Regions from separate parts of the Homo sapiens genome. Here region 1 is linked to region 2. A link is a contact called in ENCODE Hi-C or POLR2A ChIA-PET data. All regions are on one chromosome and are shown on one strand. Each heading gives the region's core, a stretch centred on a gene start or an enhancer-like site at or near the end of the contact. The rest is flanking DNA. Distances are from core to core; before and after follow the strand shown.

Region 1 (2,700 bases), core at 138-2,637, 640 kb before region 2:
TGCTGGAGACCACACAGGTGGTGGCAGAGGCATCTGGGCACCCAATCCGAGTTCTGCCAAGTGGCTTCTATCAGAAACAGCTGTTTAACTGATGAAGCAACTGAGGCTCAGAGAGATGGAGTAACTTGCCCAAGGTCATCGACCCTGCCCCCCAAATTCTGCTGCCCAGCATCTTGCGGGAGAGTAAGGGAGGGCTGAGGCTCACCACCTGCCCGGGCTCTGGGGGACAGCCCCAGGGGGGGCCGGGTGTGGGAAATGCCCTGGGCTCTTGAGGGCTGTGGGCCTCTGTTTCCCCAGCTATAAAATGGTGGCGGTAACAGAGGTGTGACTGACAGACACATTGCTCCTTCCTAAGACTTCTCCAGCCCTGCATTCCAAGACCTGGATTTTCTAGGGCAGCGTTTGGCCCCAATCCAAGCCCCATAAATGGCTGCCCGTGGCCCGCCCCACCCCCACCCAGCTATCCTCTCTCCCCCAGCCCTATAATTGGAGTCCTGTAGGTGAGTTATTGGCTCAATATGTTTATAGGTTCCCCCAGCTCCCCTCCCCCCTCACCCCCAAACAAAGGAGCTATAAGACTAGAGCCAAAACACAGCTCCAAGAACGTGTGCCTGTGACCCAGCCCCCGCCAGGGTGAGGTGGAGAACTTTCCGTGTGGCCCATTCCTGGGCAGGGCCTACTCCTCTTCTCCCTCCAGCGGCTCCTGCTTCCCTCTTCCTGTCCCTGCTGCTCCACAGAAGCTGCTCTGTCCCCTCAGGCTGGGCCAGCTCCCACTGCAGCACTTTAATGGTTTTGGGAAGGGTAGGGACTGTGTTGACAGGCTACCTGGAGGCAGTTGGCCAGGAAAGTCAGTCAGTCTGCCCTTGTCTCACAGTCAGACTCCGAGACACAGCCAGGGCCACACAGTGAGGCATGGCCACGCACACCGTGAGTCCCAGGCACGGTCAGCTGGTCTGTTGGCCAGCCTCAAGCAGTCAGCCAGTTGGCACACTGGGCCAGTCAGGGAGTTAGCTGTTGTCTCACAGCCAGACTTGCCTATACGAGTCAGGGCCACCCAGTCAACGCCCACTCACATCAGGAGTTGCAGTCACAGCTGGTCAGTCAGACACCCAGCCAATCTCAGTCAGTTGGTCAGTCAATTAGTCATTGTCTCTTGGTCAGATTGTGTTACACAGTCAGACATGGCCGCTCACACAGTGAGTCACAGCCGTGGTCAGCAGGTCTCCTGCTGCCTGGTCAAACTCGATCTGTCAGCCCATCAATCAGTCAGTCAAGGCAGGGTTAGCCAGTCAGCCAGGAGTCATCAGTCACCCACATAGCCAATCAGATTCAGCCACCCAGTCAACACATTCAAGTCAGTCAATCCACAGGTTATTGTCTCACAGCCAGACTCAGTTACATTGTCACAGCCATCCAGTCAGACAAAGCCACTCACCACGAGTCACCCAGCTGTCTCTTGGCTGGCCTGTTCATCTCAGTCAGTCTCTGGCAGTTGAGTCAGCCAGAGTCAGTTTTCCATGACTAAGGCAGGTGGTCAGTCCACCCGGTCTGTCCTGTGAGTTGGGTGTAGTCAGTTTCATGGTTAGTCACAGGTAGCCGTAGGCTGTGCCACAGCCACAATGAAACACCAGGCAACCAGCCAGTCAGTTGATCTCAAAATGTCAGGCATGCAATCAAGGCGGTCAGTCAAGACGCAGGGGTCACAGTCAGACCCACGGTTACCAAGTCAGTCTGGAAGAGACAGCCAATCCCAGAGCCGGCTAGTCAGTCAGTCAAGATCATCACTGACGGCTATCAGTTAGGAGATCATAGTCATCCAGACATCCAGTCAGTCTGAATCAGCCTGCCAGTCACACTGACTCAGTTATTCCCTCAGTCAGCCAGGCAGGCAGTCACAATAGTCAGTCATAGTAAGCTGCCTAGTTATCCAGTCAGTTTGAATTAAACAACCAACCAGTCAACCATACACCAAACCCATTGTCATCAACTGGCCAGTCAGTCCATCATGCATGTGGTCAATGAGTTGGTCTCCTTGTCAACCTGTCTCCTCACCAGTCATGTTCAATCCACTGAATCCATCAGCCCAGTTGCAGTTGGCCCAGTCATAGTCACAAGCTCCCACAGTCCATGGCCTGGTCAGTCCAGATCACAGCCAGCCAGCTACAGTGAAACCCACAGTGACCATCAGTCAGTCAGTCAGTCAGTCAGTCAGTCAGTCAATCAATCATCTAACCTTGTCAACACCAAGGCCCTGACTGACTTCTTACAGTATCACATGAATCACTAGCGATCACTGACAGAAACCCTAGATCAAACCGAAAGCATGCCTTGACCCTCTTCAGCAATGTCCAGAATAAGTGGTCCCCAGTCAGCCAGCTACTCCTATTCATCAGGAAGGATAGGGGCAGGGGGAGGCAATTAAGTTGACATATGAGTTCAGGGGAACCCACTTGTCAGCCAGAGAGGCCATGGGGCTGACGGCCATGGAGAGAGGGCAGAAGACCCTTGGGACAGTTTTCCAGTCCACCACCTGGATGCCCCATGAGGGTTTTCTCAGAGCAGGGACCCCCAGTGCCCTTTCCAACACCCCTGCTGTCCCCAGGTAGGGGAGAGTGAGAGTATGAGATACCCCTGCAATCGCTGGCCTCCTCCTTTTGCCTCCCTCGCTTCCCCCTTCCTTTTCCTCCCTCTCCTCTTGCT
Region 2 (2,700 bases), core at 83-2,582:
GAGGAGGAAATTTGCCAGTTTTCTTGGTAATGAATGATTATCTATTTGGCAGAAGGCTGTAAGGTGGGGCATAGTTGCTCCAATCAGTGCTATCAGATTGGGGATTTATCAAGTGGTCAGCATATTAATGGGTCTAACCATACTTTGTTTCCTTCCTTAGGCCTAGCAAGTGCTTTCACTTTGCATTTCATCATTACATTTTCCAGTGAAATAGCTGTATCCTTATACAGAGGAGGCAACGTGGGTTTCACGGGCTACATGACCTGTGAAGGTTATGCTGAGAACCTAGGTCTTAAATCCAGGTATTAGACTCCACTGGACAGGTGTCTTCCCTGCCTCAGTTTCTCCAGGAGAGGTGCCAGATTGGTGTTCCAGAACATACCTCCCAAGGAGTGGATTGCTGTGGTCAAAAGCTGACCCTCCTGCATTCAGCTAAGTTCCCCAAGGACCCGTCACAGTGCTCTGTTCACAACTGATGGTCACAGATGTTGACTGAATGAATGATGTTCAACTTTTATACCTCTCCTAGTCTTAGGGTGATTATCAAGGCTTTTGGGAAAAAAAAGCATTTAACCATCATTAATAAACATTGTGCTTAGTTTTACTTTTACTGCAATCTTGGATTTGCAAGTCTAACAGAATTAATTATAAGCCTAAAGGCTTCTGAAATCTATTTGCAAGATTTTATATATAGTAAAATTTAAGTGTTTCCATTTTCAAGATGTGTTACAGAGAGTATAATCTTGAATTACCAGGCTTCCGCTGTAGCAGACCTTTCACTTCTGCAAGGGCGGAAGAGGTTTTCAGGAGCTGAGTAATGCTAGATTCCTTCCTGTAGGTATTTCACCAGCAGACATACTTCACAAATATTCTACCTATTGGATGAGGTTTGCAACAGGGAAACAGACCAGTTTAATGACACATGCTTTTCAAATAGGGCTTTTTTTTTTTTTTTTAATGGTGTGACCGGATATTTTGCTCCTATTTTATGCTCAGCAAAAACGTACAAATATGTGCTTTAATGAATATGTTAAGTCTATCACTGATCTTCTTGGGCTGTAATCTCTTCCTGTCAAATTTGCCAAGCCAAGCAGAATCAGTTGTCTGTTTTTGTTTTCAAGAGAAGCTTCTAAAGCTCCAATCCTTAGCATGATCTTTAGTGTTTTTCTGATCTTTGAAATGGAAGAAGTGTTTTGTTGTATTTTTTCAGTGTGCTTCAAGTACTAGGTTAAAAAGTCAAGATTTGACAACTTTGACCGGGGTATGACGGCAGGAACTTTGGTTTGTGATGCCTTTGAGGAGACTTGAAGTTTGCCAGCACCAAAGTCCTCTTAGTTTTACCTTAGGCAGGGGTTTTCCTCTTAATGTTATTTTGTGCATAAATTCTACAGAGGTCATTGCCACATCGTAACCAGGTTCTCAGGCTGGAGTTGACAACCACCAGCCTCTTGTGAATTATGGGCATTTTACTGGTGGGAAAATATCTTCAACATGTGTCCCTCTTTCTGTGGCTTCATGACCTGATTCTTGGCTGCTAAGATTGGAGAAAGATGTGTCAAAAACATATAGTAGTATCTTCGAAGAAAATAGCTGAGTGGTTAGGAACAGAGGTTTGGGAATCAAATTGCCTGGATTCAGATTCCAGCCCTGCCTACCCACCCTCACACCACAGAAACTGAAATATTGGAATAATCTTATTTGTACAAATAGCAAAGCATTTACAGGATAGGTACCTCCATAGAGGCAGATGGGTGTTTGAGGAGCTACTGTTAATACAGTAGCTTTTAACTCCTCACTACACTAGCACCATTTTAGTAGAAGGGAGCCAAAGTGGATTCTCAATTAATACATCTGTCATCCTGTAGTTTTTTGCCTTCAATTTGATCTTATAGTTCATCATTGCCACCTTTGCAGTTAATTCAGCTTTATTATTTTTTTAACACAAAACAGGCTTGAACAACCCAGCAGGATTATCATTCAACATAGCTAAAATTCTATTCCACCCATGTGACTCAGTTCATGAGCCCTAGGATTGATTTTTCTAATTGCTATTTTACTCGTGCTGCTTTCCTCAGACCTACTGGGAGACCCAGATGATCACCCTATGCTTACCTCACCACACAGAACAATATTTCTTATTTGCACAGTAATTCTGTGGATAGCATTCATAGCGTAGTAATTCTATGACCTACTCCAAACAAATGGGGAAGTGTTTTCTTCTTCATAGCCTCAATCCTCATCCTAATCCTAATGGTCATACCAAACTGACTCTTGGGCAGGTTCGTCTCTGCCTGGTGTCCTTATCTTTAAAAAAAGGATAATAATCATACCTCCTCCTAAGAGTGTCATTAGGATAAATTGCATAAACATGTAAATGTTCATAGAACAAAGCCTGGCTCAGAGAACAGCTCCAGATCACTTGTCTTTGCCAAGACTTCCTGTTTTACTATTACTTTATTATTTTTGTATAATCTATTTCTGTTTACCAGTTGCCCTGTGTCTTAGTTCAGGCTACTATAACCAAATACCATAGACTGGGCAGTTTATGCAACAAACCCTTGTTTCTCACAGTTCTGGAGCCTGGAAGTCTGAGATGAGGGTGCGAGCATGGGCACATCCAGGTGAGGGCCCTCTTCCTCGTTTGTACATGGCCATCCTCTCCTTGTATCTTCACATGCCAGAGGGAGGGCTGGCTCTCTT

Evidence for each region. Hi-C counts contacts between places; a loop is a spot of excess contacts on that map. ChIA-PET counts read pairs that join two places held with the same protein, here RNA polymerase II (POLR2A). Pooled maps may share reads with other maps.
Region 1: a loop to region 2 is called in a pooled map, with 2.1 times the contacts of the local background. The contact joins two enhancer-like sites. A Hi-C loop is called at or near these places in 2 of 50 pooled maps. POLR2A ChIA-PET finds 5 or more read pairs at or near these places in 2 of 52 experiments (activated T-cell and naive thymus-derived CD8-positive, alpha-beta T cell).

Annotation. Positions count from the first base shown.
Region 1 is chr3:72,337,803-72,340,502 of GRCh38, reverse strand. No RefSeq gene overlaps it. Among named protein-coding and RNA genes, the nearest start is that of RYBP, 110 kb to the left of the region's middle. RefSeq lists a silencer at 993-1,102. Within about 2 kb of position 1,387, at least 10 of the 41 ENCODE cell types and tissues checked have a DNase peak (open chromatin) inside an H3K27ac peak, as active enhancers do.
Region 2 is chr3:71,700,968-71,703,667 of GRCh38, reverse strand. The region is part of intron 2 of EIF4E3 (eukaryotic translation initiation factor 4E family member 3); the gene reads left to right. Among named protein-coding and RNA genes, the nearest start is that of EIF4E3, 23 kb to the left of the region's middle. Within about 2 kb of position 1,332, at least 5 of the 41 ENCODE cell types and tissues checked have a DNase peak (open chromatin) inside an H3K27ac peak, as active enhancers do.